Regions from separate parts of the Homo sapiens genome. Here region 1 is linked to region 2. The links are chromatin loops, found by intact Hi-C in ENCODE. Cell type or tissue: B cell. All regions are shown on one strand. Region 1 overlaps PRKCB (protein kinase C beta). Region 2 overlaps PRKCB (protein kinase C beta).

Region 1 (5,000 bases), 46 kb before region 2:
GGGGGATAATGTGGGTTGAGAAAGAAGTGTTTTATGAGCAGAATCAGCACAGAGGGAGGGAGGAGGAGGTGTTTAGGGGCTGCAGAGAGCCGCCAGAAGATGTGGGAACAGTATGCCAGCACGGAGGTGGGTCAGATCCCCATGGTGGGACTCTGCTGAGGGTTGCCTCCAGCCGAGACTTCCAAGGGCTGGGATTCAGTGTGTGTTTATGTTCTCTGGTGTGCCTGATAGGTGGGGGCCCACATGACAGCTGGCCTCTCTGTGTTTCCCTTCTGGCCGTCTCTGATTTGGGGCCCAAGGGCCATAGGGGGGCCAGGGCACTCCAGATGGGACGAAAAGTCAAGTCCAAGAAAAAAATGAAATCCGGGCTAGGCTTGTCCCTGCTTGAGGATGTGAGAGAGAGAGAGAGAGTGTGTGTGTGTGTGTGGGTGTGTGCGCACGTGCGTCTGCAGTCCCTAGAAGGATCTCTATTCATTGGACAGAGAGGCCAAGGGAATTTTCCATTTCCTGGATGTCTTCAAAGATTTCAAATGCCATTAACTTGAGCTGACATTTATTGAGTACTCACTCGGTGACTGGCACTGTTCTAAGTACTTTACATGTATTAACTTATTTAATCCTCACAACAGCCCTGTGTGGCTGCTACTGTTATTGTTGCCATTTTATGCTGAGAAAACAGCACAAAGAATTGAGAAATTTTTCCAAAGTTACAGTTAGGATTCAAAAATAGACTTGGTTTTAGGATTGTGTAACTTCAGAATTGATGGTGACAATGACGTTGATGATGAGGATGATGATGATGATGATGAAGGCAGCTAATATTTCAGTGTCTGCAATGAGCTGGGCATTTTCACAAACTTTATCCCTTTGAATCTTTACCTTCCACTAAGATTTGCTGCTATTCTTATCCCTTTTGTAGATAAGAAAGCAAGCTTAGAGAAGATAAAACATTTGCTTAAGTAACTGCAGAGCGTAGATTGAATTCAGGTCCATTCGAGTCAGACTGTCTGTTCACCAAGGTGAAGGGCTCCGGGGGTCACAGAGGAGCACCATGGTGAGGAAGGCCCCGTAAGAGTGTGGCAGAATGGCAACCAGGAAGGATCTGGTATACGGGATGGTGATAAGGCCCATCTCTCATGGCCAGGAAAGTGTGCCTGCCACAGCAATGAATGAAACTGGCAACATTTGACAGGAAGGGGAAATTCTCTAGTGGGAGGAATACTTCCATCAAACTGTTTTTTTTTTTTCCCAGTGGGGGAGTTTGCACATGTGTAGATTTTTTTAGCCATAGCCTTGAATAAGGAATTCAGAAAGTGGCTTCTAGTTTGAGGACTTTCATTGGCCACGTGATCACAGTAGGCTGATTTCTTCATGCCTAAGTTACCAGGCTGGGAGGACAGGCTGAGAACTATGCAAGCTGTTGAGTCACTTGGAAGGAAGAGGGTTACATACAGCAGGCACTTTCATGGAATAATACTTCCCTGAAGAGCTGCACTAATTTATTGAGGCACTGAGCTGGATGCTTCACACACATGATCTCATTGAATGTCCACAGCACCCTAGGAGGTTGATCTCATTATTAACTTCATGAAGTGACTGAGGCTTAGAGATATTAAATAGCTTCCAGCCTGGGAAACATAGTGAAACCCCATCTCTGCAAAGAATAAAAAAAAATGAGCTAGGTGTGGTGGCTCGTGCTTATATTCACAGCTACTTAGGAGGCTGAGGTGGGAGGATCCCTTGAGCTTGTGAGGGTTGAGGCTGTAGTGAGCTTTGATGGCACCACTGCACTCCAGTCTGGGTGACAGAGTGAGACCCTCTCTCTAAACAAACAAATCCCAGGAGACATTAATTAACTTGCCACTGGTCTCTAAGCTAAGTAGTTGAAGAGGGCAACAAACCCAGGTGGTCTGACTCCTAGGCTTGAAGGTCCAGGTTCAGCTACTCCACCAGTATCCCTGGTCAGTCTTTGGCCAGGGCACAGAAGGTGGCATATCAAGTTGTGGGGTCTGATTTGGAAAGTGTGAGATCCCTCCTTTGTATCTTTTCCAAAGTCCACTCAGAAGAGAGTAGTGTAAAAGGAGTGATAGCACAGCGTGGTCTGGCTGGCATAGTCAGCCGCCCTGTGATGGGCAGGGGGAAGCTGCTTTCTGTCCTCAAGCAGCCCCTAAACTTGTAGGCCAGACTCATAAATCACACATTGATAACTCAGTGTGATGTGTGCTGTAATGGTGGAGAGGGGGGAGAAATGCCAGGAGCAGCTCACCTCCCAGGGTCCTGGGGAGGCTGCACAGAGGAGCCTGAGTTCTCAGTTGGGTTTTGAGGCAGAGGAAGCAGTGAAAGAGAGAGGAAGAATGTCAGTGAGGTGCGGGGAGAAGCAAGAGAGAGAAGACACTTGGCAGGAAGAAGTAGTTGAAGTACCCGGGGATGTTTAGCTTGAAGAATAGAAAATTTGGAGGAGGCAGAGAAAAGGCAGGAAACTTTAAAAGCAGGAGAGAAAGACCTCCAGGTTCCCAAAGGGAGCATGGCACTTCTCAAGGGGGTGAGGTTGACAGCATTAGGAGAGAGAGAGAGAGAAAGAGAGAGAGAGAAAGAGAGAGAGCGAGAGAGTTGTCAAGGAAGGGAAGGACCCATGGAGGGGAGAGCACAGGTGAAAATGAGAAGTGATGGGAAAATGGGTGGGAAATAAATGAAGTTTTGAGGCCAGTTGAGAAATCTTGCTTGGTGGTTTCTATTTTCTTTGTGAAGCAGAAAAAAAGAGGAATTAGACAGACCTGCATTCAAATCTCATGACCCCAGGCAAATTTCTTATCCTTAGCTTCTTCATTTTGAAAAAGGGGTGAATGATAATAGGACCTACCTAATAAGAGTTGTCAGGATCAAATATGTTAGTGCTTGTGTAAGATGCAGTGGCACCCTGGCACTTAGTACCAAAAAAAAGTACTATAAATGTTGTCACCTATTGAGGGAGTCCGGGTTTGGGTGCTTGATACATAGAAATATCATGAATAGCAGCAGAGAATACAAGAAGAAGAGAAAGCTTGGGGGAGAAGATAGAGAATTATGCGTTGGGTATGTTGAGGATGAGGTGCCTGTGCCATATCCGGGTGTAGGTGCCCAAAGGCAACTGGAAGTCATGAGAAGTCAGGGATAGAGGTAAATGTTTGGGAGTTGTTAATACAGGGGTGCATTTTTAAAATATCTGAAGTATGTTACTGGTGGCACTCAAAGATTTTTAATGATGTAAGGTATTCAACAACATGGAACTACGTAGTTTTAAAAGAAATTCTCTTGTAGGCCGCGTGTGGTGGCTCACACCTGTAATCCCAGCACTTTGAGAGGCCAAGGTGGGTGGATCACTTGAGGTCAGGAATTCCAGACCAGCCTGGTGAACATGGTGAAACCCCATCTCTACTAAAAAAAAAAAGAAACAAAACAAATCAAAACAAAAAAACCGGGCATGGTGGTGTGTGCCTGTACTCCCAGCTACTCGGGAGGCTGAGGCAGGAGAATTGCTTGGACCCGGAGTCAGAGGTTGCAGTGAGCCAAGATCGCGCTACTGTACTCTAGCCTAGGCAACAGAATGAGACTCAGTATAAAAAAGAAAAAAATGTTTTTTTCTTTTAATTCTTCGGGTTAAGGAGAGTGTCTTAGTTTGGTGCTATCATGTCCTAAACATCTTTCTAATGCATGCAAATCTCCCTTTTAAGCTAAAAGAATGAAGCAATCTCAGACTCAGAGCTATGTACCTGCTAGAATTTAATAATTTAAATTTTCATTGTGTTCTTCATACTCACCTTCTATTTATAGCAAGTGTTACTAGCTCTCCAATTCTGGAGGTTGTTTCAGATAGGATGCATTAGTTCTTTTTTTTTTTTTGAGACAAGGTCTTGCTCTGTCACCCAGGCTGGAGTGCAGTGGCACAAACACAGCTCACTGCAGCCTCAACCTCCCAGGCTCAAGCAAACCTCCCACTTCAGCCTCCCAGGTAGCTGGGACTACAGGCATGTCCCACCATTCCTAGCTAATTATTTTATTTTTTATAGAAACAGGGTCTCACTGTGTTTCCCAGGCTGGTCTTGAATTTGGGCTCAAGCAATCCTCACACCTCCGCCTCCTAAAGTGCTGGGATTACAGGCATGAGCCACCATGCCTGACCTGCTTTGGTTCTTAAAAACAGAATATCTGGCGAGCCTAACAAGGAGGCTGGTGGTTCCAGGGTTGGTTTAATCAAAGACTTAACACTGTCATCAAGCGCCTCTCAGTTATTTGCTCTGCCATCCTCAAAATGTGATCAGTGTCTCCCTTCTTGGTCCCAGGAAGGCTGTGATAGCTCCCAGAATCACATACTCACAGGGCAAAGCAGGAAGGAAGGGGACATAGGACAAAGGATTTGTGTTTAAGTATTTCATGTCACATTTGCATGTGGTGCTTGGAGCTGTGGCAGCTATGTTTTGACCATGAGGGACAAGGTTGGCAAGCTGTAAATGGCAGTGTAAAAAGAGGGAGAGGATCTGTCTCCTTCACAATATCCTTGAGCCCCTGAATTCACTAATCTTGATATAGCTCTATCTCTTGAAATTTTGTTTTGTTAGATAATTCTCTTACTGCTTAAAACGTCTTAAGATGGGTTTTCTGTTCTTTCCAGTAGAATGCATTGTATCTCACACAATTTGAGGTTATTGCCTCAACCTACTCTGAATCATTGCTCCTCCCCCTTTTTTCCTGGTTGATTAGCTTCTCTTGAGATTGTGTCTTATCTTCCTGGTTTTTTGTATGTCGGGTAATTTTGGATTGTATCCTGGACACTGTAAGTGTTGTGCTGTGGAGACTCTGGATTCATTCGTATTTCTCTGAAAAGCATTGATGTTTTTGTTTTAGTAGGCCATTGACTTGGTTGGACAGTAGACTGTCTCTGGGACACCAGCTCAGATGTCAGTTCTGTTTTTTATTTTATCCTTGAGTCTTCTTTGGGACTGCCCCATGCATGCATGGTTCAA
Region 2 (5,000 bases):
GGATTACAGGTGTGAGCTGCCACGCCCAGCCTACTTATGTTATTTCTAAACCCTCCCCTGACTCAGAGCTGTGGTAAAGAGCCCCGCTTTTGTTGTCCTGCTCAGGACAAAAATACATGGCCCCAGGCTTTTGTGAGTAGGATCCGGAAGGGAACTTAAGTGTGTGTGTGTGTGTGTGTGTGTGTGCACCCACGTGTGTGTGGGGGAGTGATAGAGATTCTCCTGGTTTCTGTCCTAGTTTTTTCTAAGCGTATGGAGACAGGTCTGCTCCGTACATCTGGGGATTGGTATTACCACATCATTTCCCCCCTAACAGCAGCAAAGATTCTCAAAGCTTCATCAGAGCATGAACAATCAGAAATGCCTTAATTTTGTTAGTCACAATAAATAATACTTTGATTAATTAGCAAGCACATGCCTTGGGAATATGAGAAAGTAAATGATTTCTACCCTAGATCTTTCAGATAGCTGGGAGGGAAGAGAGTATTAAAATACGCTTTTAACTATGGGTTTTGGATGGAGAAGAGGAGAATGCCGGAGAGGGGAAAGCAGCAGTGGAATTGTTCTTGGAGATAGGAGAAACTGAAACTCTTTCCACCCAGGGTCTTTGCAGAAAGTGGTTCCCACTGCCTGGAATACTTTTTCTTCTCTTTACATGGTGAGCTCTCACTCTAGTCTCAACTTAAATGTCTCCCCCTTTGACAGGCCCTTGCTAACATCCTGTTTCAAGTTCCTTCTGGATATTGATTAGGATGGTAAGCTTCATGAGGTTAAGGATCTCTGTTTCATCCACTGCTCCATCCTCTGGTGTCTGCAACGACGCTGGCACACCATAGGCCCTTATTAAATATGTGTCGACTAAATGAATATGTGGTCTTATTAAATATGTGTCGACTAAATGAATATGTGGTCTATTTCAAGTCCTCGTTTGTGTCTGCCCTAGAACTTAGCACTGTTTGCCATTAGCTTGTCTATTTCCTTGTGAATAGCTAGATTCCCTCATGAGCTATAAGGGCCACGATGGCAGGGGGTGTGTCTACCTTGTTCACCAAGGGTACCCAGGATGAACCTGGCCTGCAGCTAAGGGGGTGGGCTCTAGGGTCAGATTACTTGGGCTCAAATCCCAGATTTCCTATGTTCCAGCTGTGTGATTTCTGCTAATTGTCAAGCCACTCTGTGCCTCATTTTCCACATAGGTGCAAGAGGGGTGATAATAGCATCTATCTCTTGGGGTTGTTGAAAGAATTAAATATGTCAGTATTGGCTAAAACACTTAGAGGAAGCTGGGCGTGGTGGCTCATGTCTGTAATCCCAGCACTTTGGGAGGCTGAGGCAGGTGGATTGCTTGAGGCCAGGAGTTCAAGACCAGCCTGGCCAACATGGCGAAACCCCATCTCTACTAAAAATACAAAAATTAGCCAGACATGGTTGTGGGTGCCTGTGATTTCAGCTACTTGGGAGGCTGAGGCAGAAGAATCGCTTGAACCCGGGAAGTGAAGGTTGCAGTGAGCTGAGATCGCACTACTGCACTCCAGCCTGGGTGACAGAGCGAGTCTTCATCTCAAAAGAACAACAACAACAACAACAAAAAACCACAACACTTAGAAGAGTATCTAGCATATAGTAAGTGCTTCAGTGCTTTATACATGTCAGTTATTGGTAGTACTCAAAATATTTGGGATTTAAAAGTTGGGGGATTTTTACATAAAAGGCACTTTTCCTCTTTGAGTGGTAAAATCTCCCCTAAGAAAGAGGCAAGGACAGATGGAGATGATCTGAGAGGCCCAAGAGATCCTTAAAACCAGGCTTTTTAAGAAATCTGATGTTTTATTTCTCCGTATTGTCATGGAAAAGGCCAGCTTTTAGCATGCCTGGTGTTTCTGGTGTTTTCTTCTCTTCACTGTTTTCTACATTTCTTTCTTTGCATTGGTCCTTTTTTTTTCTTTTTTTTTTTTTTAATAAAAAAAAAATAGCACAGCTCGGAGTCTTGCTTGCTGACTTACTGCTAGAGTGTGGGATCCATTGCTTCCATTTAGAGAAGCAGCCGGCCCTGGAATGTGGCCGCAGGGCTGCCAGGCTGACTCTGTGAGCTGAGCTGGCGAGGAATGCACTTTGCAGCTTGCACTGAGTTTGGCCTTACGTCTGTGGAATTTCTTCTCTCTTCTTACTCATTCGTGTCGTTAAATAAATAACAACACAAGCAGTGCATCCTCCCGGTTATAATGGCAAACAGTACAATGTGTTACAACACACAGTAGCTTGAAGAGGATATCTCTCTCCTGTGGTAGATGCTTCATTCCCCAGAACTTCACTCCTCACCCCCAGAATAGGTTGCCCAGTTAACAGGATGCCTGGTTCAGTCTGCATTTTGGGTAAACAAGGAACACCTTTTTAGTATAAGTATGTCCCAAATATTGCATAGCACCAACTTATCCTAAAACACTATTTGTTGTTTATGTGCTATTCAGGTTTAACTGGGCATTCTGTAGTTTTATTTGCTAAATCTGACAACTCCAGAGAGTCTCCTAGAACCAGTTTCCTGTATTTTCTTCCAGTAATTTTCCAAGCATGTGCAACCTATGGATATCTTGGCAGACTTACTCCTGGTAGAATTCCCATCACCTAGAACAGTGCTTAGGACATTGTAGGTGCTTAATAAATATGGGTTGAATGAGTGATTGACTCTGTACCCACCCCATTTTTCTTCACATAAGTGGAAATATATTATAGTGTTGTTTCATATGTAGCTTTTCCTTTTAATAATGTCTCATGGGGATTGATACATAGAGCTGCCTCATACTCCTCTAAGGGTTTCCTAGCATTCCCTTTTATGATGCATAATGTATTTAACCAGTCCCCTGATGATCGACATTGGTGCTGTTGAGAGTCTTTAGCTATTATAAACAATAAGGTAGTGAGCATTCCTATATATGTTTACCTCTGTGGGTTTGACGACGTGCAAGGATAGGTGTCGCATTGGAATCATGAGGACGGAGGATATGTGCTTTAAAATGTGGATTGATGTTGCTGAATTGCTTTCTGTACAGGATCTGTTCACACTTCCCTCAGACAGCTTGTTCCCCATCTCCTTACCAACATAGAATATTATCAAACTTTTTCATTTTGCCAATCTGATCAGTGAAAAACTAGTATCTCGCTATCATCTTAATTTACATCTCTTTGCTTATGAGAACATTTTTATGTTTGAAAGCTCTATTTCTTTTTCTGTGAACTGCTTCTTCTTTTTTGCCTATTTTTTTCTACTTATTGATTTTTAACCGGTTTTTGTTTGTGAAAGAACATGTCTGTTAGCCTGGCATATGTTTTATATATAATGTAATTTATAAAATTGGTGTTTAACTTTGAAAAAGTGATTTATTATGGATTTTTTAAACTCTGTAGACATTAAAAAATTCCTCAGTAGTCAATTTATGAGTCTTTTCTTCCACATATTCTACATTTTGTGTCTTGCTTAGAAAGGCCTCTTACTCAATGAGATTATAGAGGAATTCTCCCATATTTTCTTTTACTACTTTAACTTCTTTTTTTTTGCATTTAAATCTTTAATCCATCTGGAATTTATTTTGGTTTTAGGAGGGAGGTGAGGATCTAGCTTTATTTTTTACCAGATGGCCAGCCAGTTGTCCCAATACCATTTATTGAATAATCCATCGCTTCCCACAGAATTGAAATGCTGCCTTTATCATATATTAAATTGTGGAGGAGGGATTTTATACTCATTTTCTGACAGCCTCCAGTGCCAGCTAGGCAGCAAGGATTTTAGGGGGTTTCAGCTGACTAGAGGCAAAGATCCTGACCTGAAGGATAACCGCAATTTATTAAACCAGAAATACTCTGTGTAGGAACAGTGGGTTTCCTGGGTGGGGACAGGGTTGGGGTGGGGGAAAGTGAGTGTCCCGTGCTGGGAGGAATTTAGTTACAGCAAGATTTCTCAACCTTGGCATTATTGACATTGGGGGGTGGAATAGGTCTTTGTTGGAGCCTGTCCCATGTAGTGTAGGATGTTTAGCAGCATCCTTGGTCTCTACCCAGTATACACCAGTATTAACTTCACCCTGATTTGTAACAATCAAAAATGTCTCCAAACATTGCCCTGGGTGGCAAAATCATCTTCAGTTGAGAATTACTGCTTTATCAAGCCTGGGTCGAGCAGACCTCCCATCCATTTCTTTTAAACAGAGGCAGGGTCTTGTTCCGTTGCCCATGCAGTGCATGATGTGATCATAGCTCACTGCAGCCTCAAATTCCTGGCTCAAGCCATCCTCCTGCCTCAGCCTCTGGGGAAGCTAGGACTATACCACATGCCCAGCTAATTTTTTAGTTTTTGTAGAGACAGGGTCTTACTATGTTGCATAGGCTGGTCTCAAACTGCTGGCCACAAGCAATCCTCTTGCCTAGGCCTCCTGAAGCACTGGGATTATGGGCGTGAGCCACTGTGCCCAGCCTGAACAGACCGTTGATTAGATGCATGTGAGGCCCTTTCTTGTTCTGAGAGTCTGTCATCAGCAGTATCAATGGCTCCAGATGTCTGGGAGGCAGGAAGGGAGGTGCCTATCTATCTCAGAGACCAGAACACCCAGATTTCTGGTATGAGTGTGGGGTCTGTGGGGAAAGGGTGGAACCATACCGGTCGACTCCGGGAGGAACAGAGGTTCCCACCTAGCCCTACAGGTGAATCTTGCAAAACTCCCTAGGACCTGCCTGGGAGCCTAGCCATTCCCCCTGCTAACCACACCCCCAGACAACAAGGCCTGGCCATGGATCCAGGAACAATGACTCTGAGAACCGGAGGTGGCAGATGTTTTGTGATTTAACAGCATATCGGTTTATTGTCTTATTTTTCTTAGGAGTAAAAGAGTCCATGGGTGTATTGTTGGGGGCAGCAGGAAGCACACGTGTCTATTCGGAGATTTGGGGCAGCAGGTGGGGAGAGAAAGTCCATCTAGACGAGGGAGGTGTGGGAGTGAGATGGAAGAGGA

Evidence for each region. A loop is a pair of places that touch in the nucleus more often than their neighbours do. Peaks named below come from ENCODE experiments on the same cell type or tissue, not always from the same donor. Only the 100,000 strongest peaks of a DNase experiment are listed, where the experiment ranks them.
Region 1: it touches region 2 in a loop (1.9-fold over the local background); 8 of 110 quality-filtered maps call a loop at or near these places.

What each region holds. Positions count from the first base shown.
Region 1 is chr16:23,857,308-23,862,307 of GRCh38, forward strand. The region is part of intron 2 of PRKCB (protein kinase C beta); the gene reads left to right. Among named protein-coding and RNA genes, the nearest start is that of PRKCB, 24 kb to the left of the region's middle. In B cell, no CTCF peak of the experiment used is centred here; DNase peaks (open chromatin) are centred at 2,466 and 2,824; H3K4me3 peaks cover 1,644 bases; H3K27ac peaks cover 5,000 bases.
Region 2 is chr16:23,903,100-23,908,099 of GRCh38, forward strand. The region is part of intron 2 of PRKCB (protein kinase C beta); the gene reads left to right. Among named protein-coding and RNA genes, the nearest start is that of PRKCB, 70 kb to the left of the region's middle. RefSeq lists a silencer at 1,006-1,191. In B cell, no CTCF peak of the experiment used is centred here; no DNase peak of the experiment used is centred here; H3K27ac peaks cover 3,783 bases.